Linked DNA regions of Homo sapiens: region 2 is linked to region 1. A link is a loop called in an ENCODE intact Hi-C map of the cell type or tissue named here. Cell type or tissue: ascending aorta. All regions are shown on one strand. Each heading gives the region's core, and the rest is flanking DNA. Links, peaks and the distances in the headings are about the cores only. Region 1 overlaps FOXP1 (forkhead box P1). Region 2 overlaps FOXP1 (forkhead box P1).

The links. Peaks named below come from ENCODE experiments on the same cell type or tissue, not always from the same donor. Only the 100,000 strongest peaks of a DNase experiment are listed, where the experiment ranks them.
Region 2: a loop joins it to region 1, with 5 times the contacts of the local background. A loop is called at or near these places in 4 of 110 quality-filtered maps.

Annotation. Positions count from the first base shown.
Region 1 is chr3:71,160,585-71,176,588 of GRCh38, reverse strand. The region is part of intron 6 of FOXP1 (forkhead box P1); the gene reads left to right. Among named protein-coding and RNA genes, the nearest start is that of FOXP1-AS1, 120 kb to the left of the region's middle. RefSeq lists a silencer at 10,713-10,862. In ascending aorta, for the core only: no CTCF peak of the experiment used is centred there; no DNase peak of the experiment used is centred there; H3K4me3 peaks cover 2,981 bases; H3K27ac peaks cover 7,611 bases.
Region 2 is chr3:71,102,570-71,115,713 of GRCh38, reverse strand. It overlaps FOXP1 (forkhead box P1), which reads left to right. Exons shown (of 21, transcript NM_001349338.3): 7 at 3,077-3,178. Among named protein-coding and RNA genes, the nearest start is that of FOXP1-AS1, 180 kb to the left of the region's middle. RefSeq lists an enhancer at 9,812-11,309. In ascending aorta, for the core only: no CTCF peak of the experiment used is centred there; no DNase peak of the experiment used is centred there; H3K4me3 peaks cover 2,302 bases; H3K27ac peaks cover 7,680 bases.

The DNA of each region.
Region 1 (16,004 bases), core at 3,688-11,687:
GCCTTTGTTTTATCCAGAAATAGCAGAAATTCGGCAGTGCCTCTGGTGGTGACGTTTGCAGCATGCTATAGGCAATAAAGCTAAGGCATTAGGGTCCTGAAGGATCTGAACCATACCTCCAGCACAGAAAACTTTTCTGATTGCTGTCTCCTTTGACTGGTCAGGGGGATGGAAGTATTGCTTCTAAGAACGCGGAAATCTGGGTTTATTAATAAGGCTGCACATAATAAATTGCAAGTAAGTAGTGGTGGTTGCAACTGGTATTTTATAGACAACTGAAAAGCAGCTATTTTGAGTTTGACATGGTCCCCTTTATTGCCCTTGTGTTTGGGAACATGGAACCCGAAGACTTAAACTGTAGACTTTCTCCAGGTGCCCCAAACAGCTGTCACACACTGACAGGATGAGGGAAATACCTTCTGTGTTTTCTTAGGATTATGTAACAGGCTTGAACCCTATTCTGACCAACAAAAATGTATTTGGATAAAATATTTCTGGTACCTTGTGTTTCTTGAGGAAATTATTCACCCAGCTTCACTGATTAATGAGTTAGTCCTTTTGAAGTTGCCACAGTTACTTTCGTTATTTTAATAACTGGGGAGAGTGGATTATTTTGCTTCAAGAGTGATTAGCTCTGTTGAGAAAATGTCCTTTGCTCCCTGAGTGGTATTTTGTGTTCCTGTGTCTGTGTCTCACCTGCTTTGCTCACATAGAACACTGCTCCAGTCAACAAAGAACAATTGCTTAGCACGATAAATAAAAGATAGTACTCACAAACGAGGTATGATGGGACTTAGGGTAGGAGTTTTAAAGATTCATAACCTACAAGTCAAACTATGTACATTTCCCTAGCAGCAAAAGCATATATTTGTTTCCGGTTTAGGAAAGTCTTTACCTTTCCTGGCTTATTTTATGAAGTCAGCTGATTACCCGGAGTCCGTGAGTCCTTGCTTTACCATGAAATCACTAACATCTTAGTTGGTCACCATTCTGGATCAGCACAAAAGCCCAACTAACTAGGCTACAGAGGATCATTTTTAGTCTGTCTTTATCTCTCTCTCACCTTTGAAAAACAAGCTGATGGGTCTGCTTTTGAAAAGAACAGTGGAAAAGGCTGAAAAGCAATCTTATTTGAAGAAAAGTCATCAATTGAAAATCTCCCAGTTTTGGGGCTGCTATTGGAGAGGCAGGGAGCCTCCATTCCTTGAAGGTGTCATCGTGGCCACATACGTGTTGTCAGTGCAAAAAAGAGACACACTTGATGGGCCAAAGAAGTAAGTCAAGCTCTTTTGATTCCCAGAATGAGAAATGAAGTACATGCATGTTTCTGGGTGGCTTACATATTTGCCCCTCAAGCTACTTTGAAAGTCCAAAATAGGCCGGGTGCGGTGGCTCAAGCCTGTAATCCCAGCACTTTGGGAGGCCAAGGCGGATGGATCACGAGGTCAGGAGTTCGAGACCAGCCTGGCCAATATAGTGAAACCTCGTCTCTACTGAAAACACAAAAAATTAGCGAGGCGTGGTGGCAGGCGCTTGTAATCCCAGCTACTGGGGAGGCTGAGGCAGGAGAATGGCTTGAACCCGGGGGCGGAGGTTGCAGTGAGCTGAGATCATGGCGCTGCTCTCCAGTCTGGGCAACAAGAGCGAGACTCCATCTCAAAAAAAAAAAAAAACATTTATGTACTCCAACTTGGTCATACCTGCAATCTGCTGTGTCCTTGATTCTTCTACCCTTCTCTTCCTACCCTGGGGTATATTGGGGTGTGTGTGTGTGTGTGTGTGTGTGTGTGTGTGTGTGTGTGTATGCATGTGCATACATTGTGTATTCGCTTTGCTCCTTATTCCTTATCTGTAGAGTCATAGCATTTCTAAAATTCCTTAGATGATCCAGACTCACATTTTATGGATGAAGAAACTAAGCTCAGACAGAATAAAGGCTTTGTCCTTTGATTAACTTTTGCATGGATACCCCTGATGTATTCAGAAACAGTCTTGTGGGGTATGATGTGGACCCTTCCATGATCTGTGAAGATGGATGAAATCAGGAATTTTATTTCTATGGTACTGACACTATTAACAACAACAATTCATACATAGGGTATGTGTGTATTACTATGTACATGTATGTCTGTGTTTTCCTGGTTTCCTTTGTTTGTTTGTTTGTTTTTGAGACAGGATCTTGCCGTGTTGCCCAGGCTGGAGTGCAGTGGCTATTTAGAGGCAGCTGGGCTCAAGCAAATCTCCTGCCTCACCCTCCCCAGTAGCTGGGACTACAGGTGCATGCCGCTGCACCCAGCTTACTCTTAAATTCTCACTATCAGTTATTGGGAAGTGGGTTTTTCCCCCCTCCACAGTAATCTTTCTACAATAAGGATCTGTAAACTCTAAATTTTCTTTTAAGTAGTAAAAAAATTGTTTTTGGCTTTGGAGGCTGTTCTTTCTGTCACAAATACTCCATATGAAAGCAGCTATAGATCTTACATAAATAATGGATCTGTCTGTGTTCTAGTAAAACTTTACTTACAAAAACAGAGGACTAGGGCAGTAGTTTGCAAAACCCTTCCTAGACCATGCATAGATGGGTATTTTTTCTGTGTAGAGGGTGGTAAAGTTCCCCTGCTAATCACATGATACTGTAAGATTGGTAACTTTATTTTGTCACTTTCTTCTTCAACAACAATTACAACAAAAACTTCCCCATTTCATCCTTCCCACCATGGTTGGTTTCCCAACTCCCATTCCTTAAAGCTTCCTTCATTGTGGTTTTCCTGATGACTTCAAGCCCATGTTTTCTTGAATGCTGTTGGAAAGAGGCTTAGACTTCCCAGAATATGCCAGCAATCCCTGGTGAGATGACTTCAGCCCTCATCTCCACATCTAATTGTTATCAGCCATGCAGGAGATAACCTCGGTAATTCCTTACTAGATATTCATAGTCTTCATGAACTGGCCTATTGTCACCCACACCCCCACCCTCACTTTAAAGTTGCCTTTCACTGAATTTCTAACTGGAATGTGTAGCATCTTAACTTTGGCCTAGGCCTTCTGCTTCTCCATGTCTAATGTATGGTTTTACTAATGTATGACAGCTAATATGTTGCATCAGAAGATCATGCTATCCTATGCTTGCAGGACTTTTTATGCAGGGCAAGAACTAAGGCAAAAAGTGTGTGTGTGTGTGTGTGTGTGTGTGTGTGTGTGTGTGAATTTTTTCTTTTTTTTCTAAATTGAGGCAGTTCCCATTCTAGAAATTTTGTGAATAGAGTCAGGCTGATTGGGTAGTGATGGTGAGGAGAAGAGAATGGAGACTGGGGTTGAGACAGTCTCATGAAATATCTTACTGGCTGATTATTCCTATCCAACTATGATGATTTTTCAGAAATCTTTAGGGATACTGACTCATTTTCTTAGGCAATAGATGAGAAACTTTCAGTAGAGGGGGAAAAAAGGTGACCTCTGGACCAATAGGGAAAAAAAAGCAATCTCTCAAGTTTGCAAAATGCATGGGCTCTTGCGAAAAATCTGAGAATGTTGATAGAGGTTTCAGCCAGCCTGAGTGTTGCTGCTGTAACTTACCCTGTGATTTGAAGCAAGTCACTCACTCTTTGAGCCTCTGGATACGACTTCATTTCTAAGTTTACTTTTGCCTCTGAAACTGTATGTTGCTTCTCCTATCTTAAGTTTCTGAGTAAACTAGAAATCAGACTCAGTTTGAGACAATTGGCGCTTCAGTAATTTTGGGGGAAGGTGGTACCTCACAAATCAGTGGGCAGGGCAGCCCTTTAAAAATGGAATTCCAGGCAGCTAACGAAATTTCCCAGCAACAAGTAAAAATACCAACAGTGAATCCAGAAGGAAGAGGGAAGGAAGATAGAAGGAAATCCTCATTTTGAACACAGGACCAATCAACAAGGTGGGATGCAAAACTCTTGGTGAGAAAACCTAGGATTCGGAGTCCCTGCCCTCCTGCCTTCTGTCCTGGTGACCTTAGGCAGTTGCTTAGCCTCAGTTTTTTCATCTGTAAAATAAGGTTAATAATAACTGCCCTGCACACCTCAGAGGAGTATTAGAGGAAGCAAGTGAAGTGTTATAGGTCAAAATGCCTGGTAAGCAATGAAACACTACATAAATGTAGGTGTCACCATTATTGGATGCGATTTTCATTTGCTTTACATTCTTTGAGACTCTCACATATTTTGAAACCCGATGGATTCCCTCGAGACCCTTCATGTTGTTGTAGGACTGCAGGGATTTAGTTCCTTGGGATTTCTGTTGAGTAATTCTGCACATAACCAACAGGGCATTAAAAAGCAGGCATATTCTATTTTTCCAAGATTTTTGTTCTTTTCCTTTAGTGTAATGTATCAGAAACTTTTCATTTTATAACAAAAGGCACTGTTTGTGAATTTTCTTGTATTAAAAAAAAAGTAATGGAGGACTACCCTCGAGCTTCCAGAAAACAAAAGCCACGATATCCATGATTAAGCAAAGGAGGCTACATGAGATTTGGCAGGAAGGATAGCAGGTTGGGTTGTTACTTATCAAAGGAATATTTGCTGTTGGCCTTAGTATAATAATGTTAATGAGATTATTAGGTGGGGGAGATTTTTAATAAATAATTGATAAGGATTAGAAAGTGCCTTTTCTGCAAATAAACTTCAGAATAATTAATATTCATGGACTCTGTTTGTCAACAGAAAAATGTAAATGAAGAGCCGGTCCCATCACCAGACACACGTCCTGAAGGACATCTGTAAGATAGGGTTAAAGATAGAAAAGGTGAATGCAGAGGCCTGGCCCAGACCCCAGCCCTGTGTGTCAATACAACTTTTCACGTTGTTACATACACATTTTCCAGTCTGTGTCTCCCTCTGAAAGAAACCCTGAAATTCAGGTTGCTAATAGATTGTTGGTTGCAAGTATGAAGGACAGAGGAGGTAAGAGAGGAGGCAACTTGCTAATGCAAAAGCAGTGTACTGAAAGTCACTTTTATTTCTTATTTATAATCTACATGCACACTCTGGATAATAGATGACACTGCTCATTCAGTACTTTAACTTCAAAGCAGAGAGAAGCCATGGATGACAGAGCCGGGAGCGGGAATACAAAGGTACTAACAACAAGAGGAAAAATGCCTGTTTACGGGATTGCATTTGTTAGCACGCTCTCTTCAGATATTGTTCCCCCAGGAATAGCGAAAATATGTGCAGCGCGAACAATGATTTAACATCTGAAAATGGTACTTAAAGAGTTTCTGTCTGGTAGTAATGTGATGGAGGCTTCTGAAGGGAACCTGGGGACTTCATTTCTTCTATTTATCTATATGTCTCTCTGGTTTTAGTGAGCGGTAATTGCATATTTAACCCCTCAAATAGCTTTAACCCTCACGATGCCAACTTTTTACCCTGTATAAAATGTACTTTTATCCCAGCAAAGGCAGACTCAGAAATTCCCTAGCCAAAAAATTATTTAAATTAAAAAAAAAAAAAAGTGAGTGTGTATTTGTATGAATGGATGGAAGGCTGGATGGATGGATGGCTGAAAAGAAGTTATAGCAGCATTTTGCAGTTAGTTTTAGGTGAAGAATCATGCCCGCCTTCCTGGTTTGGAAGAAGACCAGTTAAAGTACAGATATTATAAAGAGTGAAAACTCAAACAAAAAGAAGAAAAGAAAGACGGACTAAAACAACTGTGTTTTTATTTTGAATTCATTGTGGCTGGAGCTCAGAGAGGAAAGAGACGGCCCCATGGAAGGAAGTTGTAGATGGACGCTGAATCAAGAGTATAAATTTGCCGCATGCCTCAGCAATATGGTTTTCTCAATTAGTGGTCGTTCTGGGAGGCCTGCTTAACAGCTTATGCGAAACAAATATTAACACAAATTGTATAATTACATCAAAATCCCAAATTCCTCAAAGATGCAAAATGGTTTTCAGCTAAGAATACGCGAGCAATAAAACATCCTATAGTCAAAAGAAGCACACTCCAAGGAAACCATGAAGACTGGATCCGAGCGACTTTCACAGTTTATTTTCATGGTATTTAAATTATGATACCAGTGGGTATTTTTAATTAGTGTGCACTTGTCTACATAAGCCATGTTGGCAAATTTGACTCATTCATACAGTAGTTGCTGTAAAAGAGGCCAGCACAGCCTGCAGGAATTAAAATTAAAAGTTTCTGCAAGCTGTTGTCGACATGACCATATCTCATTAACTTTAAAAATGGAGATTATTTGCCTGAAAGCTTGATTTGACTAGCAGTAATCAAATATTAGGCTCAACGGAGTGAGGGCGTGGGGGGAGCGTCATTGTTGTGATATATACCGCTAAGTGTTTTGCAGTTCACTTTAAATAGCAATATAAGATTTTTGTTTTGACAAAAGGGATAGGAAAGAGAAACACAGACATATGGCCTTGAAAGTATTATTAGGACAGTTTTATTTTAGATTAAGACTCATTATTTACTAAGTTTGCTGAAGATAAATACGATTGTGCTGATTACCAGTTCTCCTCTCATTAAGCAGGCTGATTAATTATCTGGAGTAGCTCCCCCTGCTTGATCAAAGTTTAAGTATTGGAAATGGGGCCTATCTCGTGATTATCTTTTCTTTTTTCAATGCTAATTGGCATGAAACTTAAATTTGTACATTCGATTCATCCCATCGTTTTAACTAAATATGATGGAGGTTGCAAAATTGTGCGTAAAATGAACCAAAATAGAAGAGCCTTCTTCTTATCTACTCTTTAAATAGCTTGTTATTTGAATTACATATCTGAGCAAAAAATCTTTTTTTTTTTTTTTTGCCAGTAATTTTTTAGCCAGTAATTAAGGAGCCTAATGTTGAAAACCTAAAGTAACTGAAATATGGTAGACATGGGCTCATTTTAGACCCTGTTTTATATTTTCTCAGGCACAAAAGAACATTTCTAATGCATCAGGATAAACTATAAGATGAAGATACATTTGCGGGGGGCGGTGGGGGAGGAAGGAAAGATAAAAGGTGCAGTTAAACAAAAGCCAGAAGATAAAGTCTTACACCTTTTTATGTCTTTGAACTGAGAACATGCTCTGCATTTTACTAAAGGAACATGAGGCTAGAATGTAAGTAACTGGTTTTTGCATTAGGCTCTCCCTGGAGGTAGCAGAAAAATATCATGTCCCTGCATGAAATGTGAATGTGAAATCTACCAGAAAGAAATATTTATGACCATTTTATGCTTGATTAGGCTTGGATGACATCTGTTAGAAGACAGGGACTGGACAAAGAGAGAGACGCTCGGGGGCAAATGTTAACGGAGTTGTTTAGAAGACGCTAGGGCAGAGGCGTCCATTTACTGCCAGGCAAAACACAGGAATTGTGTTAGCAAGAGTGCAGCTGACAGGCGTCCACTGTGATGGAGACACTGTAAACTGACTCGATGAAATAGTCAAATACAGCTGTTGATAGTCACGGCACCACCTCAGTTTATGAGCAGGTATCTATGCTTAACCCTGATCCAGTAACTTCCAGGATGCTGGCACCTTAATCAAGTTACATAAATGTGACTCAGCTGTAAAAAGAGCTCATCTTCACTTTTTCAAGTGAGTTTTACGCTCTCCTCCCATGCGGGCTCAGCAGCACTGAGAAACTCTTCTCTATTTCTCTGTGAAAGGAGAAGTAATTAAATCGCAAAGTTACCTCTGTACCCATCTATAACCTGTCTCTTTCCTTATCTTAAGTTTCCCCTGTTTAAAAAAAGAAAAATCTAGGCCCCTTGGTTCTATAGAAGTACTTCATCACTTTAAACAGTGCAAATGTTTGCCTAAAAACGGGGGAAAAAAGTTTTCCAGCACTGGCAAACATTTTATCAATTGTTAAACATTTCACTGTTCAAGTAAGTGCTGTTTGTCTGAAGAAATGGCTCTACCAAGAGTGGAGGTATGAGCAGTTATTTCATTCTGGTTCTTTTCCCAGCTTCTTTTCCTGTAAATTTTCTGTCTGGAATGCTGATGGGAAATGTTATTTTGTTTTTGTTTGCAGCAGTTCTGTTGTTTTGATTTTGTCTGAGTGGTATGGAAAACAGTACGTCACTTAGAGTGGGTGTTTTGTCTACCGGCCATTTGGCCATTGCACATATATTTCTCATACTTATTACATGATGACAAGGGAACCGACAAGGCACAATTTTCCAGTTGAATTTTTCTTTCCAGTTTAATAATAGTGAAAAAAGAAAACAAAGTTAATAGATTTAGCAGTTTGATGGTACTCATGATGTGATAGCTGACTTTGTTTTGTTTTTTTTTTCTTTTAAACTCATTCCTTGTGGTTAAGGAGGTATTTAGGTAAAGGTCAGATTAATGCATACATCAGTTTCTATAATAAACTGTATGTGGTTACAGTGTTTCACATTTTGCATAGAGTTGCGAAATTCGGTAATTTAAGCAGGAAAATTCATAAAAGGATAATAAACAATTTTAACGTCATTCCTATGATTAGCCTGGGGTACTCTTGCCCTGGTTTTAGGCCACATGTAACAAACCTCTATCAATAAATGCGTCTTAATTAAAATTATTTGAAATGAAATTTGGATGAAAACCCAGCATACAAATCTCAAAGAATAACTTAAGGCTGTTTACTGGCTCAGTTTGGACATGCTTTATCTGAAATCATTCTCAGCATTTGCAATGTTAAGGAACATATTGCAGGAGTGTAGAAGTTAGCTCTACAAGTAAGTAATTTTTAGTGTAATACAAAAATATAAAATGGAAACCACGATTAATTTTTCAGTTTCTCTCTGCAGGTATCTAATCATTGTACCCATGGACCGCCAGAGGCTCCCATTAAAGATTTAAAATGCAAGAGGAAGGTAGAATCCAAAAGATGGGATTTGGGATTAAATAATGTAAAATAACTGCAGGGCAGTAATGAAGTGAAAGCTATTGGTGCAGTAAGACATCCTCTTAAGACTTTCTTGGGATCCACTTAAAATATTGACACTGACACACAGTGTCAGAGATTTGATATAAATAAAATTATTTGTAACTGATTAAGTTCTAAAACCATGTTTTTCATCTTTCCGACATTAGCTTTCACCAAATAATAATAATCAATAATAATAACAACATCAACAAGAAACTATCAGAAAAGCTCTCTGAAAATTCACACGTGCTCTCTTACGCTTTAAATACTGCCCTGTTATTAAAGGATTTTGCCTGCAATGTTATACTAATGTATGTTGCTTCTTCCTTGAGGATTTTAGTTATAGATGGGGAAACGCAATGGTTGGGGGTCACCTGTATATGTCCAGAGTGATTTTCTTCAAATCAAGGGAACTTTTATAATCTGAAAGAAAGGGACATCACCGCCTTCGTATATAAAAGCTGTCAGTGCGGTCCAGCCGGGCTTCTCCAGGCTCTGCTGTACTGTCTTTATCACTTTGCTCAGTTCCACATAATAACATCTTCATCTGAGATTGCTGTGGCACAGGGGAACTGCATTTGTTGATCAAATTTGGCTGGATAACACTGTGATCTCGTATCCTGAAGTGCGGAGATGTGCCTGGAATATGTAAGTGCAAAGCTGGCCTCTTGATTGATTGATTCTGCCTGTCACAGAACAAGATAACCGGATCAGTAAATACCCTGTGCACTTCAACATCATCTCCACAATCAAAAGTGAGGGCATTACGGGGCTGGAAAAACACTGGAGCATGATGGGAATGCACACAATTCAGAAGGATCGTCAAGAACATATATATGTAGACACACACACAGAGAAAATAAAATTCTTTGTGTGTGTTTTTGTTTTTGCTTTTTGTTTTTTTAAGAAAAGGACAGCATTAAAAAAGTATTTTCTGTGTGTTTAGAATGCTTTCTGGTTGTAAAAGTAGTTTATTTTGCAGCAGTCATCTTGGAGGTGTTCAGCATTTATCATAAAAAGTTGTTATTCAAGTTTTGTTTACAGAAGAGATTTAGAATGCAGATTAGGGAAACAGAGCTGGAGAAGAGGCCAGTAGTGGTCTCAAGCACAAAAGGAGCTTGCACCCAAGAGTTGCTCCTATTAAAATAAACAAGAAGTTTAAACAGATGGGCCAAACACATGTAAACAAGTTGTTTAAACTTTTTACTAAATTCCCAGGGAGTGCCTTTCAAAATTAGCATGGGTTGCCAAATTTGGTGTTTAATTACACAGAAAGTTCAAGAAAAGTTTAAAGAATGGAACTGCGTGAATCTTTGGAAGATGGGGGCCGTAACAGGTTTCCAGGTGTCATTAATGATTCATGGCTCTGTGATGGTCACGCTAGCGGCTCTTGTCACCCCCCACTTGCTTGTGTTCCTCTCATGTACTTGTCTTTTCCTCTCATAAGACTGTAAGCTCCTTGAAGGCAAGGGCTGCCTTTTCTTCCTGTGTCTGTGCCCCCATTTTCCTGGAAGACTCCCTGCACATACTACACAGAAAATGGCAAGTGGGCCAAGGAGGCGCTAAGTATTGGGCTGTCTTCTTAAGTGTTTCTCAGAGTGATTGTTACTTCCCAAGATATTATTGGTCACCAGAATTTGGCTAATGTTTTAACCTGGAGTCATTCTTTTGGGGAACTTGTTTTCTTAATGTCAAGCAATCCAGTGAGAATGTTTAGCCTTCTGTCTTCATACAAAGTGAAAGATTGAGTTCAGTTGCTCAAACGTGGTGCTTCTGTTACCACCAGCAACACAGTTACTTGATGATCACGTTGCTTCTCATTCTACAACCTGGACTGGTGGCTGATGGAGCCTGTTGCCTGCCTCACCTATGAATTTTGCACAGACCTCCAAGTGGTTCGTGGCATGCCATGTGGCATTCTGGTTGTCTCGGATGCCTCTGGGTGGGTGATGTCTAGACCATTCTGGCCATATTTTTTCTTTTTTTGTTTTGTTTGGCTTAAATCGACACCTGTCCCCCTCCTAGTTTGCCTCCATGGACCACATGGCAAATTTAAGGCAAGGCAAGGTGGGGTTTAGAACCAGCCATTAAGACAAGAAACTTCTGTCTTCGAAGAAATTTCTCCCATGGAAGGAAGGTATACATTAGTTAAAACAAACATTTCAATAGAAATTTTTATATAGCGAAACCAGCTCTCACACCTAAGAAAAAATTATTACCACTTTTGAAATGTCTGGTTAGTCCTTTGTGACTGACTTGTTTTTTATTCGAAATGATTAAAAATGCCTTTTGGCAGAATTGGTCTCCTTAATTTTTTGAATATAAAGAAAGCTTAAATGAGGTAAACGTTCATTAAACACAAAAACATTCGTGAGCTGCTGATGATTTTAGAGAAGTCATTCTGGGAAACAGGTTTTGATTTTTTTTTTTTTTTTTTTTACAAAAAAATAGCTTTCAATTTGGTAAAAGCTATTCCTAGTAACGTTTTATAAAATCATCTTCTTTTCAGGGTGTGTTTTATTTCCTTTCCATCCCTTTCAGGAAAGAGAAAGTGTTTTATTGGATATTTTTGTTTCAGTCCTTGTTTCCATTATTTTTGCCAAAATTCATGGGAGTTCACTTTCCGTTTAAATGCCTGAAATATTCCTTGAAGAATCTACATTTTGGGATAGCTAGGAAAAAGGCTATGTAAATTTGTTTAAGGGCTATGTAAATTGGTTTAAGGAAGAAAATAACAGTTGTAACTCTGGTCATCTTAACTACTCTCTTTTTTCTTTATAACTTTGGAGGCAAATAATTTCAAGTATAATGCGCTGGAATGTAGGAAGAGGGGGGACATTGGATTTGAAGTTCAAAGAAAGTTTGCTGTTGGTTGTATGATAAAACATTTCTTAGTTTCCGAATGAAGGGAGAAAGTAAGCTTTATTCATTGAAAAAATGGTCAATAGATTTATTATAAGAAAACATAAAACAGGTCTCTAAAAAATGTGTACACGTGAAGAGATTAGCTACAAGATTTTGGTGAAAATAATCTTTCCCCTTTTGTGAATAGACTTTCTATAAAAATGTATTAGTCTCTGGGAATTAATATTGGGAAGTTTCTGTTCAAATTCCATTCACTGTTTCTAGCAATGTGTTTTCTCCTTTGGAGCCAACTGTGCTTTCATTACTTTAAATAGAGCAGTCGGGACCGGGCGCTGTGCCTCACGCCTATAATCCCAGCACTTTGCGAGGCCGAGGCGGGCAGATCACGAGGTCAGGAGATCGAGACCATCCTGGCTAACATGGTGAAAACCTGTCTCCACTAAAAATACAAAAAATTCTCCGGGCGTGGTGGCGGGCGCCTGTAGTCCCAGCTACTCCGGAGGCTGAGGCAGGAGAATGGCATGAACCCGGGAGGCGGAGCTTGCAGTGAGCCGAGATTGCGCCACTGCACTCCAGCCTGGGCGACTGAGCAAGACTCTGTTTCAAAAAAAAATAAAAAATAAAAATAAATAAATAAGTACAGCAGTCTAAGTTGTAGGTAGCATCCATGTTTATTTCTAGCCCTAACATGGAAGAGAAACCATCTGATTATATAGGCTACTCATTACTTTGGAACCAACTCTGTTTCTTTATTTGGGGATTGGACTGATGGCATGGGATTGAGCTTTCGTCTGTGCAGAATTTTACAGACAGACTCATGTTCTGCCAGGCAGACATTCAGCCCTTGATCTTCTCACAGTCGCCATTGTGAAGGAGAGCAAGCCCTTTCTCCACACTCTCTGTGGACTACTTTCTAACTTTTCTATTGTCATGGGAGAAAAATTTAAAAAACTGATTAAAAGGGGGCAAGTGCATGGCTTCTATGAAAACTCTACCGCTCTAAACTGTGGGACTGCTTGAAACTGTTTGTTTTGGCTGGCCTCGGTGGCAAGACTGACATATTTATGTAGCAAGCTCACATGTAATATTTAACTTGGAATTTTACACATAGGAATGATGAACTAAACAGAATATAAGGTTTTGTTGTTGTTGTTGTTTCCCTGCTTGTTCTGAAATGTGAGAAAATATCGAGTTGACAAGTTTCAACATGGTCACCTCTTGCTTGGCCAGCACGATTCATAATTAGCCAAATTCCTTGATAATGCTGCAGAGATTGGGCACTGAGCAGCCGCCACGTTTGCTATGCAAGAGAGTTAATAAAATTTTTCAGTGCTGGAGGAAAGCTTATATACAGTAGTCTGTTTGTCCTGTGTTTCCACCACCTGAGTCACAGCCAAAAAAGCAATTGTCTACTACATATTTCAAACAGATGCTGAGGGGTAGAAAGGGTGACCAGAATTCACAGCAATAAAATCCCGCTCTCTAAGTTCCCTTGAAGGAAGTGAACTCATAAAATTTTTGCTGCTGACTTATTTGTCCACTCCTTTGAAGTATTTAACATTAATTTCACCTATAAATCATTGGCACCTCAATTTTTCATTGAAGTATCAGGACTGTTAAAGACATACCCTGGATGTGCCTGGAAAAAAAGATTTGGGAAGCAGATCCACTAATTTAACTGTTATTCACGTGCATCGTTTTGGTTGAAACCAATCCTAGTTACCGTCAAAGTTCTCTAACTCAAAGTCCGTTTTCTTTCTAGTTTGTATTTGTTTGTGCATATAATTACAGAAAACACATTTTAGATGGAACACCAGCTTGCTTTTTTCAGTTTCTTTCTGTTGCATTGATACATCTTCTAATGGGGAAAGACATATGATGGTACTTGGAAAAATGATGACAGCCGTAACTGGAATAATAAATGCTACCGGGAAGATTTTATCAAATGTAAAAAATAAAAATGAAGAGATCAGCCTTCAACTCAAGTACCCAGTAGCTAGACTATCAGTAGACAAGGTCTCCTACCTCATTAATCTGTGGGCTTTGATTAATTAACATATGTGGATAAAGGGGTACTATGTTCCAAAGGAAGCTTTTTGGGTTCTTTTTCCACATGTTGGCAAGTAACAATGGGTGGGGCTTCACCAGACACCTGCCCCTGTCTAAGTTTCTGTGCCTCCTGTCTCTATCAGTTTGACTTTTGCCACTGAATGTAAGTTCCAATAAGGTGGGGACCTTGTTTATGACGTTCTCTGCTATATCCTTGGTGCTTGACAAATAGTAGGAACCCAATAGATATTGGATTGGAATGGGCAGTTATTCAAAAAGTCTTAACCATCTTAACATTGGATGTCTTAATGGTACTGGCTCCCCCTTCAGTCAGAATAAAACTTCTAAAAGGATCATATGGACAATGCTTATATCAGTAGAGATGTATGAACAAAGGCTGTGGGAAGCAGTGGTTAATCAGAATTCTGGGCTAGTATTTAGTTGCATTTGTCCTAGTATTTTGGCCAGGTTTCAGTTAGCTAAGCATCTCTTATACCCTGTAATTTAGTATATGGTTTCAGCTCTCCAAATAATGGCTTGCTAATGGTAAATGCTGTTTAACTTTCTAATTCAGAGGAGCTACCTGTTCAGCAGAATTTTAAAAAATTGTAAGTGATGATTGAAACCAGGTTAAAAAGCACTTAAGGTACATCTGGCTGTATGCTTGGTGTCTACTTCGATTGGCCTGTGGCTATCATTATTCTTTTTGACTCTGCACATAAACTGCGGGTAGGGATTTTTCCTCAATTGGTCCAGAACTGAAACTTATCTATACTAAGGGAGCTTTTCCCTTTTGGGTGAATAATGCATCCTTCTTTTAGTTGCTGTGATGTGGAATGTTGGCTCAGTTTCTCTCCAGTGCCTTCAGTTATAGGTGCTCATCACTGTTGATTTTTATCTATGTAGTGGTTCTTGTGACTTCCCCATTCCCTCTAAGGACATCTGAATGTGTTGTTAAGTGATGCTAAAATTATAACCACTTAACAGATCTCTGTATCCACTGTTTTTGTTCATCCCACTCATCAAAATTTGGTTATTCTCTGTAAAGCACAACTCTGATGGCATCATTGTCTTGCTCCCTGTTTCTTAGGAAATTGAGCTTAAATTCTCTTGCTTGACATGCAGGGAATCAGGTGGATTAAAAGTGGCCACACATTCTTTTCCATTCCTTTCTTCAAGAGGTAGAGTCTAAGTGCCTTCTCACATTTACTCTGGGCAGCTGCGCTTTTCACTTGCTTTGGGCAGTAGAATGCAGTGGAAGTGACACTGTGCCAGTTCCAAGCCTGGTGGCTTTCTCTTTGTTCTGTAGGAACATGCTTGCCACTGCTGTGTCAGGAAGCTTGGGCCAAATGGCTGAATGATGAGAGGTCACGTGGAGAGAGAGGAGGGAGGATGAGAAAGAGAAAGAGACAGACAGGAAGAACTGAAGTACCCACATCTTGGAGGCCCAGATGAGCTACCAGCTGAATGCAGCTGCATAAATTACCCCAACCAAAGAATCGCCTAGCTGAGCCCAGCCAATCCCCAGAATTTTGAGAAAAAACAAATTGTTATTTTAAGCCTTCTGCGTTTTAGGATAGTTTGTTACAAAGGAATAGGGAACTGAAGCGGGAACCTTGGAAAGCAAGCCTCAATTTATCCTCCCATTCTTATTCTACATTTTCTTAGACCTTCTAAAATGTCAGGCACGTGTGACTCAGAAACCCACAAAAATGATTAGTGCTTCTCTTTGCTTATGCTATATCTTACTCCTAGAATATGTTTATACTCTATGCTTTGTACCTGGGAAATTCCTTAAGTTCAGTCACTCCCGTCTTTGGTCTTTCCTAAGGCCCCCATGACTCAGTGACTTCTGACCTCTCTCAGGCTTCTGTAGTTCAATCTACATTGGTATGAGGTTGGGGGAAAGATGATCATTAACTATTTGAGCAAGTAACATTCTCTGTGGAGGCCTTCGTTTCTACATTTGTATTAATTATCTGGCTGATTTTTCAAGTCTCAGCCTTCAGTATTCTAGAACAGATGCCCAATAAAATGCTGTGCATTGGTCATGGAATTGTTGATTTATCTGTGCAGTCCCATGAGGTAACCACTAGCCAATGTAGCTATGGAGCACCTGAAATGTGAGTGCAACTGAGGAACTGACTTCTTTATTCTTATTTAATTGTAATTAATTAATTTAAATAGC
Region 2 (13,144 bases), core at 4,109-12,108, 61 kb after region 1:
ATGTTTTTCTTAAAGACACTTTGCTGAAGTGAGGAGTTGACTATAGCTGCTCTGAGACTTGACTATTTAAAAATTGAGACTGGGTGCAGTGGCTCACACCTGTAATCCCAGCACTTTGGGAGGCCAAGGCAGGTAGATCACCTGAGGTCAGGAGTTAGAGACCAGCCTGGCCAACATGGTGAAACCCCGTCTCTACTAAAAATACAAAAATTAGCTGGGTGTGGTGGCACACGTCTGTAGTCCCAGCTACTCAGGAGGCTGAGGCAGGAGAATTGCTTGAACCCGGGAGGCAGAGGTTGCAGCGAGCTGAGATTGCACCACTGCACTCCAGCCTGGGTGACAGAGCGAGACTCCGTCTCCAAAATAAATAAATAAATAAATAAATAAATAAATAAAATAATAATAATAATAATAATTGAGTGCCCATTCTCCCAGTATTTGGTGGAATGTGGTAAGTTATATAGAGTCTTCATTACTTTGTTTTTCTTTGCTTGCTTTATTTTAGCCTTAAATGTGTGTAACCTTTCTCCTCTTCCCCACCATATTTTTCTCTGCACTGTCATCTATAGTCCCTCTCTCTGCCTTTCCAACTAGCAACCAAACCCTTCTTTGCTGATCAGTCTATTACTCTGAGAACTCTGATGATAGCACTTAAAATATATAACAGTTCCCTTTCTACATTAAAAAGCCATAAAACCTTCATGTGCAATAGCTAAGGGAACATATATAGTAGGAGAAGAGGCTTTTGCTCCTGCAGGCACCTTGCAAAGGGGACTATTTTTCTTATATGATATAAATGAAATCTTCACTCTGCCCACTTTTACACCTACGCATGTACTGAGCGTCTCCAAGGAGACAAGGAAACCCGGAGTCCAGTGATGGTGAATCCTCCCTGAGACAGCAGGCTAGAGTCTCAGGCAACTCTCCCAGGCGTCTTGGCTTCCAGATGCCCCACTCAGACAGCCCCTTTTCTCGAGGCTCTTCCAGGCAGGCCTTGTCGAATCTGTCTCTCCCTTCACAGATGAACTAGCCTGTGCATTACATCTGAAGGGCTGGTCGTGGTGAGTTCAGTAGGCAGAAGGCCTCCCTGGGACACGGGGGTGGATGCAGTAGGCAGGTGGGATAGCAGGGTTCCACTTTCCCATGGTCTTTTCTTTGTCACTCATCTATCGGTGCTTGTGTTTCTTAGCTTTCCTTTGCACCTCTTAAACACAAAGGCGCCACTCAACCTTACGCAGTGTCTTAAAAGTATTATTTGTTACAACTCTAGTTATGAGCACAGTTCAGTGAGCGTGTCCTTTTAGGAGAAGCACTGCTCTTGCACACTCCACGTTTTTACGTGTCTGCTCATGAACATTAATCCTCTAGACCACTCTGTTCTCTCTTTCTTCTGAGTTCCAGGCACAGGGACACGCAGGCCCCCTTACCTCTCTTCCATTCCACTATTGTCCCTGTAACTTTTCTTGTAAATATCCATGTTGTTTTCTTATGTAAATGAAGCACCTGTTCCTTTTTAAGGAACACACTACCGTCATAAGTCCATTATGCTAACTTTCTAAGGCTATAGCTTCAGGTCCTTTTGATGTATTGATGACATCTATGTGTGCCTCTTCTTTGATGCGCAAATAATTTGGTTACCATATAGAAATTATTATTGATATAATAAGAAGTCTCATTTTGTGTCTAAACTCTAAGCACATCGTTTAATGAGCATTCTTGACATCTCTGCCATGTGTACATTCTTGGTTCTCAGCTGCATTGACTCAAGTAACCCAACTTTTCATATGACTTTCTAGCATGATATCCTCAAACTTCAGTTTTCTGTTGCTGGTCCTAGTGCCATCTTTGGAAAGGTGTGTGGCTAGCCAGTATTCCTGTTCTTAATTCTTTGGCAGTGAATGTCTTCATGGCGGTTTATTGATGACATTGTTTTTTTCTTTTTTTACTTGACCTTTTATTTTATTTTATTTTATTTTATTTTATTTTATTTTATTTTATTTTGAGATGGAAGCTTATTCTGTTACCCAGGCTGAAGCACAGTGGTGCGATCTCGACTTACCCTAACCTCTGCCTCCCAGGTGCAAGCGATTCTCCTGCCTCAGCCTCCCAAGAAGCTGGGATTATAGGCATCTGCCACCACACCCAGCTAATTTTTGTATTTTTAGTAGAGACAGGGTTTCACCATGTTGGCCAGGCTGTTCTCGAACTCCTGACCTCGGTCTCCCAAGGTGCTGGGATTACAGGCGTGAGCCACAACGCCCAGCCTGCTTGAACTTTTAAAAAGATTTGTCAGTCATATGTTAAACATTTTAGAGGACTCTTCTGTTTTCTTCCTGCTTTATCTCCAATTCATACTACCTCCCCAATGTCTACCTTTAAGGAGAAACCATCCCATATTGTAAGCTTGAAAGGGTCATTTATAATAAACGTAACCAGTTTTGTTCACAGATACATAATGTGCCTCTTTAAGATGACTAGAGATCAGATTTGCCAAATTTTCCTCTCTGATTTCTATCAAGGTCATCCTAGGTATGTCTCATCTGTTTAATCTTCCTTTCTACGTAGCCTAATCCATAGTATATTTTTTTTTGTGGTCCACCACTTAGTTCTTTTTCTTTATTTGGACTCAGATGGGGTGAAAGTATTACTTTCAACTTGAGTCGCTACATTTCCCCAAGAAGAATTTGGGGAGGGTGAAGGTGACCCTGAAAAGGGCCCTGTAGTGTCTCCCAAGTTTTCGTCTTTGCTTGGGTCCCTCCTGGTCTCTCTGTCATCTTTGTTCAGAGTCTCAATCACTCATGGTCTTAAATTTCATGTCAGATCTTTAGTAGGAATAAAATGTCTGCTTAGATGCCTGTGGAACCGTGGATGAAACTGGCCGAGTCAAAGGGAACGTAAACAAATTCTGGAAAGTTTTCCAACTAAGACTGGTGGGAAGTTTCATTTGCTGTTTCATTTGCCAGGAAATAGGAAAGTCAGGACCCAGTCCCAAAGCGCACTTCCTGGAATCCTTTTTTATGAAGAGTCCCCTGAACCTGTGTAGTAACGCAAAGGATTTTCTTGTTTTTCCTTCCAGGCACTTCAGGTGGCAAGACAGCTCCTTCTTCAGCAGCAACAGCAGCAGCAAGTTAGTGGATTAAAATCTCCCAAGAGGAATGACAAACAACCAGCTCTTCAGGTAACAATTCTTTTTCTTTTTAAATTGACATTATACCCTTTGGGATAAGTGACAAGCAGTTCAGGAGTGGATTGTGTTGAGCATTGCAAATCATGTAAGAAAATCTTCTGTGGAAAGTGCATTTTTGGTTTACCAGCAAGTTGTAACATTTTGGGGAAAATGTGTATTTGACCAAAAGTTTTATTGTCAGGAGTAAGATCTGCTGATTAGTGAATATAATAGAAGGATAAGGAGTTGTAAGTGTTGAGTTGCTAATAGGCAGTGTAGGTTACCAATGAGAAAAGTTCATAGTACTCAGAATTGTCACCACATTCTCTTATGTTGGGTCTAGAAATGGCATAAACACACACAGACACACACCTTACTTTAGTGTAGTCATCCTCAATTGGGAAGATTTTGGCGACCCCCCCACCCCCCCACCCACCACCAGGAGACAATGGGCAATGTCTAGAGACGTTTTTCGTTGCCACAACTAGCAGGGCAGAGGTGTTGCTGGCATCCAGTAAGTACAGGCCAGGGATGTTGCCAAACATCCTGCAATGCACAGGACACGACACACCGTGATTCATCCCAGAATGTCAATAGCATCAAGAACTATGACTCGGCCTGAGGAGGATGTGGTACTTTTAACATTATGGCTTGTAATGATTATAATATATACCCAATTCTTCAGTGGATATGTTCAGAATGTTTCTAGGTCAATAATTTTTAAATGGCAAGAAATTTTTATGTAAAGATACAAAAATGGTTGTTCTAGCAACTTCTGATTTCAGGCACATTGAAGGCAAGGGCTTAATGGAGTAGAAGAATGAGTAAGTTTATAAAAATCTAATTTGGGGCCAGGCATGGTGGCTCACGCCTGTAATCCCAGCACTTTGGGAAGCTGAGGCAGGCGGATCACTTGAGGTCAGGAGTTCGAGACGAGGCTGGCCAACCTGGTGAAACTCCATCTCTACCAAAAAATACAAAAGTTAGCCAAGCTTGGTGGCGGGTGCCTGTAATCCCAGCTACTAGGGAGGCTGAGGCAGGAGAATCGCTTGAACCCGGGAGGTGGAGGTTGCAGTGAGCCAAGCTCGCACCACTGTGCTCCAGCCTGGGCGACAAGAGTGAAACTCCATCTCAAAAAACAACAAAAAAAATCTAATTTGGGTTTTTGACTCAAAGTAGAAAATTGTAATAGAAGTTTCAAAGAGACTTGAATCAGGGTCTTCATGCTCACGTTTAAGAGAGGGCACTTGGCACCCGGGTCCTAAGTGGTTCAGACTACTTTCATAGCTGAAGGTGGGCATCCTTGTCACAGGAGGGGACAGAATCTATAAGCGGTAGCTGATAGGTATATAACTTGGTGCCAATTAATTGGATAATGAGGTCAACCTAAATTCTAGCTTGTGTTTACTTTTCACAGGTCAGGGTGAACCACAGCCTGTTCCCAGATTATCCCCAAAGATCAAACTGACCTTGACCAACAAGTTCTAGTTCTTCTACATGTACTTGGGAAACTGTCACTTTCCAGAGAGAGTTCAGCACTATAGTGACGCTTTATTGGAAAAGTTGACAATCTGCCTTGTTTACTAACCCTTCTGTAAACACTTATTTGGTAAACCATCACCAGACCATGTGCCTTGGAATGCGTGCGCATGCAGGGGACATTTTTAATGAGGTACAGTGCCATTGAGGGCCCATGTCAGGTGCTATAAGAAGTGCTTTGTTGTGCAGATGTCTTAAGAACAGCTCTGGAGGATGAAATACGACTATGTTGACCTTTCAGCTGTGAGCTTATTTGTCAGGATTCAAATAAGTTGAAAGGATCAAACTGAACAGTTTCCGTAGTCAGACTGGGAATTGTGTTTCAGAGGTCAGCAGCGGAGGCCACATTGCAGATTCCATAACATAGCCAATTGTTGGTACATATTAAAGTACTGGGGCATCTCCTGTGGACAGAGACACAATTAAAATTCTAATTTATTAATGTATACAGGGAGCTAGCCCAGCCTGTCACTCAGTGATTCAAATGATGGTCCATTCTTTTTGCCTCCCTCTTGGAGCTCTTACAGCCTTAAAAATACCCCGAGTCCTCTTGAATTCATCAGGCCTCAAGTGCATTGGGAAAATGAAAATATATTATTGGGGGGGAAATCTTACACATAGTAGAGCTTTGGTTAGAGATAATAAAAAAACACACACATACACAATCTGTCTGATCACACTGCTCTTCAGTATTGAATATCATTTGTGATTTTTTTTATGGTAGAATTATTTTCCCTCATACTTGCTTTTTAAAAACATATGGCATTTTTAGGTAACTTCTTTTCCAAGATGAACGAAGTTCCTTGAGGGCTAAATATAAGAAGTAAAGTTTCAGGGGATTTCCTTTTGAGGGCTCTTTTTCTTCTTGCCTGTTACAGGGTTTTTAGCCACCATGCAGAAGTGGATGATATAGAGGGCTCCGTTTTTCTTGGCAAGGACAGTGTCAAAACCAACCTCACACATTCTGCTGAGCACTTCAGTCTGTATAAAAAGTAGGGGGAGAAGGGGTAATCTTGAACGCTGGTTTTGGTAAAGAAGATGTCTTGAGTTTTTCCCCTACCCCCCAAGTAGAGGAATTGACAAGCAGAGAATTTAGACCAGCTTTAAGATTTGGCCGGGGGAAATAAATCTAAAAGGTTGGTGGACTGGTGTGTGTGTGTGTGTATCACAGACGATTGCTGAAGGACCCCTCAGCTGCCTGATAGGGTCATGCACATTCAGTAAGCTTTATTAGGTTGGCTGGCCTTCCACAAACAGAGGAGAAATTACTATCCTAGGTCACATGGTATATTACCTCATTATAAAAATATGCATATAGACTGGTGATTCACAGAAGGAATAACCTTCATATTTAAATATATCTTGCCATACTGCATCCTTGCTGAGGCGTCTCCGCCGGAGTGGCTCTGAAATGAAAGGGAAATCCTACAGCAAATCTTAACAGTGCTCATCTCTGATCTTCTCACCCTTCATAACTACACTGAGAGACCGATTTTAGCAAATTTCAGATCTTCTGCATAGAGGAAGGCTTGACAGGGAAGAAGGATTTGATCTGCTGATAGCTTGAGGGAAAAAAAAAAACCCCCAAATCCCCAAATATACTGTGACTCATATTTTAAGCATATCTCACACTTCCCTGCTTTATGTTTGGCAGCGCTCTCTGGTTTCACAGGCTGATGATACAAACAAAAGAAAATGGAAAGTTAGAGGAGGCTATAAGTGGTTACTCGATAGAGATCATAAAATATAGTCAAACATCACCAATTTGGTCTAATTTCAGGGAGATGAGAGTAAATAAGAGAGAAATGGCACTCTTTGCAGATCCACATACTGAACCAAATCTGAGCTGGTCACATTCTTGGGTGATGTGGTTTATTAATGAAGGCATTAATCGGGTATAGATATTGCTTCTGAAGTTCTTGAGAAATATTCTACTTAGTAACCAAAATTATCTTTTTACTTAGTCTGTTCATTTGCTTCGCAAATTTTTTTATGAATGATACAAATGAAAATTGAAAATTGGCCCCATCATAAATTCAGAATCAGAATGATCTGAATTAATTAAGTGCAAGTTGGTGAACATTTCCAAAGCAGGCTGGGCATGGTGCTGGTGTTCATGGGATACAGAACTGTTGAAGATACACACCCTGCCTTCAGGAGGCTTATGAGTTGTAAACAAATTAACAAGATTTTGCTGCAAAACGAAAATTACAGATGAGTAAAAATAGTAGGCTCTTTTTTTTTGAGATGGAGTCTTGCTCTTTCATCCAGGCTGGAGTGCAGTGGAGCGATCTCGGCTCACTGCAACCTCCGTCTTCCAGGTTCAAGCGATTCTCCTGCTTAGCCTCCCAAGTAGTTGGGACTACAGGCATGCACCACCACGCCCAGATAATTTTTGTAATTTTAGTAGAGACTTGGTTTCACCATGTTGACCAGGCTGGTCTTGAATTCCTGACCTCAGGTGATCCACCTGCCTCGACCTCCCAAAGTGTTAGGATTACAGGCATGAGCCACTGTGCCCAGCATAGGCTTTCTTCTATAAATATTTATATACTTCTGAAGATTGCTTAAACAAGTGAAATAAATGCTTAACAGTGCAGGTGTACTCATAACCTCGAAAATGCGTAACTTTACTGGCTGAAGATTAATTTGTGAGTCGATGAGCAATTTTATTGATCAAATTTTGGAACTTTGACCACCGTTTCTGGGTAGTAATTCATCTTGGTTCTTTAAGCATTTTAGTTGTTGGCACGAGTACATAAACTGGAAGGAAATCAAATGACACATTTTCTCCTAAGAAAGTAAGAGTACATGTGTATTCTGGCAGCATTAAAGTTAGGAAAGAAAGTAAACTTTGTGTGTTGCTTACAGTGGAAAGCTCACCAGCTTCAGGCCCTCTATAAAGAATTTGAACCTGAAGCCAGTCATCTGATAGTTTTCCTTCCTGCCCATGCCCTTCCTTCCAAGGTGATGTCATGTGTGAGCCCCTTACTCAGAAGGCCATTTCACTGCAGGGAAAGTGAAACCCACTTAGAAGGCCGGCCCTTTAGTCCACTTGGAAGCTCAGGGTGATCATGTGGATTCTTGCTTTAAGTGGAGGAGGTTAAAATACAAGATTCAGCAGGTGTTTTTTTAGCATTTTTATTTGCAGTTATATAAAACATGCTTTAGGCAGCATTTTGCTTTGCATTAATGCCGCATATAATCTTAGTAGCTCATATCATTTCCACGTTATTCACTAAAGAAGAAATTGGCAAGAGGAAACCTGTAAAGGAAACTACAACTTTATGTTGTTGATAGTGAAATGGAATGGTTTTGAAGTACTGACCCTTAAGAAATAGCCCTATGCACTGATTAGTAAGGAGGATAATTTAGGAGAGAGAAGCAAACTTTTTTTTTTAATGTCTAGAGTTAACATAGTCTAGAATTGGCACCCCTAGCATTTTAAATTGATACAAAGCATTGAAATTTTGATATCTTTAAGATGTTACTGTTATCACATGACTTTTGAGAATCCCAAAACCCTAAAAATAAGTCTCGATAAGAAATAATAAAACAGAAATATTTTAGAAATAGTTCTTAAGCCTTTCTGATTACATGCACCATTACAAATATGATAGAAACAGTGACCCCTCCTCCCAGAAAAACGCACATGAACACAGAATGTCACATCCAGTTTTAGGGATTTCATGAACTTCAAGAAGTTCACCTTGGGGTCCAGGCTGATACTCCTGCTTTAAGATTTTGTTTTTCTTTGATAGTCTGTTTTGTCCTTGCCTCCAAAATTTTGGTGCAAGTTGTAATATAATGAGTTCGTTCGTTTTTGTTATTTCAACTTCAGCTGTGCATAGGTGGCCCTGTGTCCCAGTCTGCCCAGGACAGCCCACTCCATGGCTATTGATTGGTTTTGTTTATTCATAATTCCCACTCTTGAAGGTATCCCCAGGTACAGTGGCTCACACCTGTAATCCCAGCATTTTGAGAGGCTGAGGCAGGCAGATCACTTAAGTCCAGGAGTTAGAGACCAGCCTGGGCAACATGGCAAAACCCCATCTCTGTGAATAATACAAAAATATTAGCCGGGCCCGGTGCCTGTAGTCCCAGCTACTCTGATGGCTGAGGTGGCAGGATTGAATGAGCCCAGGAGGTAGAGGCTACAATGAGCCATGATGGTGCCACCGCATTCCAGCCTGGGAAACAGAGCAAGATCCTAGCTCAAAAAAAAAAAAAAAAAATCCCTATTTGAACCAGGTGCAACTGCAGTGGTGTGCACCATATCTCAGCTACTAAGAAGGCTGAGGCCAGAGGATCTCTTGAGCTCAGGAGTTTGAGGCCAGTCTGGGTAACATAGCAAGACTCTATTTCGATTAAAAAAAAAAAAAAGTGGCCGGGTGCAATGGCTCACGCCTATAACCCCAGCACTTTGAGAAGCCAAGGCGAGCGGATCACAAGGTCAGGTGTTCAAGACCAGCCTGGCCAACAAGGTGAAACCCCATCTTGCAAAAATTAGCTGGGCGTGGTGGCACGCACCTGTAGTCCCAGCTACTCGGGAGGCTGAGGCAGGAGAATCGCTTGAACCTGGAAGGCGGAGGTTGCAGTGAGCCGAGATCACGCCACTGCACTCCAGCCTGGGCGACAGCGAGACTCTGTCTCAAAAAGAAACAAAAAATAAGGAACTCAGTTTGGACTTTAATTATATGATCACTAGTTTAAATGTATCTAAGAATTACAATGCAAATGTGATGCTAATATTTTATATGTAATCATGTCTTTGCCACCACATGCAAAGTGTGATAGATAATGAATGTTTAGTCAGTGCTGAACGTGGGCCAGCTCCTTAGCTACTCTGTAGTATAGGCAGTGTCCTTAAATCATTTAATGGATGAGGAAGATGGAAACAGAGAGATTAACTGACTTGCTACACAGCACAAAGGTAGTAACAGCACCAGGATGGGAAGCCAGGTTTTTTAGAACCACAGATAACCAGTGTGCCGTCAAGAGGTTAATTATTGCCTCTCTTTTTATGTGTGTTTACTCAGCACCTACTGAGTGTCATATTTTCCATAAATAAGTAAATTACGCTATTTTCCATATTATAAGCAAAAAAAAGACAGCTGAAACCAACAAAAATCAGTTCCACTATAAATATCTGGATTTCAATTAAGAGGACTCAGATCTGCATAATTACCCTAAGTATATCTTTATTTGTCTGTGTGTGTGCCTGTGCGTGTGTGTCTCTGTGTGTGTCTGTGTGTGTGGTGGGGACAGAAAGGTGATCAACAACAGCAAAGCAAAGTTATTTCTTATTTTCAAGTCTGAAGTGCTCTTATGAGCGTCCATGCGTTTGGAACATGGACTAGTTTATTATAATCATTGTTGGGGCTAGGAGGTGGAGAGGGACAGGGGAAAAACATACTTGACTGGTCAAAAATGTGTAAATTGCTGACAAAATGACACATGTAATTAAGAGTGCTCCTGCCATTTTACCTTGTGGTTTACACCTCCAGTGTTGAAAAAGAGAGTGACTCCCACCTCGCTAATTACCATTATCACTAAAATGCTAGGGTTGGAGTCATTAGTTCCATGTGCATTTAATTAGAGGAAGGCTGAAATTGGATTTAACTTATTACTTTTTCATGGATCACTTTCTTGTCATCACTTCAAATTGGATTGCAGCCCCAGGTAACTAATTATGAGAGCCACAGGATCAAGAGTGAAAAAAAAGGTAATTAGGAATAACACTGTCGGACCCTTGCTGGTCGTCCACTTGTGCTTCAGGGAAAGAGGGGGAAAAAAAAAGAAAACGCAAGCCATATTTTGTAGTATCACGGATTAAGGAGTTAGGGGCATGTACAGTTGCTAGGCATCATGGGACTCTGTCACCACCCATAGTGGTTTCTGTGATATACAGCTGAGTTGAAGATGTCGAAGCAACGTGGTTCCACAATCAGCTGCTTAATAACTAGATTGAACTTGTAAAAGCAACAGATTGGTTGTAGGTATGAGGCATCTCTACAACTGTGTAGACTGGGGGCCTCACATATATGATTACAACAAAGCTGTCAAGATGCCTCTGAGCCAAAGTAGAGAATATTTTAAGTATAGGGAGTTAGAATTTAATGAACATATTAATGCTCCAGAAACATCATTCATATCTGACAGAAAGATGTATCAGTCAGCACAACAGTCAGGTTTAGGGTTTATATATCAGGACGTTTTGTCAAAGTTTCCAGCGTCCGGTAATGTTCAGGATGTTTACTTTGCTTTGGATTTGCTCCCTCCCACCCCTCCCCAAATGTTGTGGATGGGTTTCCTGAGGTTCCATTTCTCCTTCCATCCCTATTGAAAATTCTTTAAAATAAATTATATTGTTTCCATATGCAGAACAGAATTCAGAACTGCAAGCAATCAATTTTATTGACACCATCTGAAAAAATGTTGATGACAGTTAGAGGATGTGAAAGAATTGGATTTTTAAAGTCCCCAGGACTAAGTGTGGCAAAAGAAAAAAAACTGAAATGTAATCTCATTACTCAAAAGTTCTGTTAGACACTCCTAAGAAGTGATTCTTCTTAACGAAAAAAATAAAAGCAGCAGCAACAGCAGCAGAAGGGCGGCTTCTTCTTGGATAGGCTGTGATCCCACAATGAGGTCTTGCTATCAAGCCTATTGGTTGCCTTGAAGGGAGAAAAGAGCTTCTTGGTTTCCCATGGCAGTGAATCACCCAGCAAAGATGGCTCGAGTTTCCTTAAGTTGTTTAAAATTGGTTTTAGTGTTCTGTTAATGTAAGCAAATAATCATGATTTTAGTCTTGAGTGACTTTCAGGCCTGGGCGAGTCAGGCTTGCTCAGTATTCTCCAGTGCAATGGGAGTATAGACGATGATGCGCCCCGCCAATAGAGACCACTACATCATTATCCCCAAAGTGGTAAAATACTCTTCCTGGAATTTTGAGTCTTTTTCCTGTGTGAATCTTCTGAGCAAAATCTCAGAACCAAAATAGTGATCATCAAGTCTAATGTAGAAAATTAAAGCCTCTCTCTTTTTTTGGGGGGGGAACATCTTAAGTTGATTTAGAATTTTTGTACACAATATTCGTCTGTGGTTGAAAGGGGGCACGCTGAGGTCAAGTGATGTAGTGTTTTCCATTTTTCCATATGAGTCTCACAGTGTGCGATAAAAGCAAACTCCTTTATTTTGTAAGTCTGCAAGAATTTCTGCTGAAGTGCAGAGGTCACGTTCCCTGTCAATTTGAGTAGCCAGCATTTTTTAACTACTGTTTTTTCTTTTGGTGTGTCTTTTCTTCCCTCCCCCCACCTTGCTATAAACCGTGGCACTTTTCTGACACATGCACAGTGAGGTCCTCCAATCTGAAACTCATTAGCACACAGCATTGGACCCTGTCCAGTGGTTAGAAAATTTCCTGGAGCCTAGAATAACAGCATTTGGTGCAATACCATGGACCAGAAGTGACAATGGAGGTAGTCGCACTCCCCTGGCACCCTGCCCGGTCAGGAAAGCCAGCTGACCACACAACACGGTGAGACAGAGGTTGTGCATATAGGATGAGCTCGAAAAGTTTGGTGCTTAGAGAAATACACTTCTAAAATCACAAGGCAATATCTGTTTTCCCTACACTTATTATTTCTATTGGGTCAGAGATGTTTATCAACATTCATTGCAGGAACATGAAAATAAGCAATTAGAGAAAATAGGATGAAGCTCAAGTTCCACAATATAGTATTTTTCACTTCTGTAACTATGGGTTATTTTCAGGACCTATATTTTCATTCATTCATTCATACATGCATGCATTCATTCATTCAAACTTTACTCATTGAACTTCACTATCTTGAGATAATGTGACCAGGCTGCAACCCCCTACCCTGACATTAGAAAAATTAAACAGTTTACCCTAAGTCAGGTTAATTTAAGCCAGGTTTTCAAACAGGAAACTGAGTCCCAGAAAGATAATAGTTATCATATTAAATAGTAAATACTATATAGTACTTTCTAGGAGCCAACTACTGTACAACAACCATATGGGGTAAGTTCTATTATTATTCCCATTTTACAGGGGAGGAAAGTGGAGCATAGAGAAGTTAACTTGTCCAAGGCCATACAGCTGATAAGTGGCAGAGCTGGGATTCTAGCCCACACAATCTGGCTCAAGAGTCTATGCTTTCATCCATTACACTCTACTGCCTCTCCCTGAGCTACCACCTGGGCCCCGCAAACAGGGAAAGCAAAAGGAATGGAATCAGAGTTGCTGATGCTTAATGCTCCTCGCTAACCACCAGACCACACCGTCTCCTAATTTGGACATATGTTGATGGGCATATTTGAAAAATAGTGCTTATAATTGAAATATGCACTTTCTAAAGGGAAATGACGCTTGGGAAAGAGAAGAAAGACGGGTATTACTCAAAGCCTGCAGAC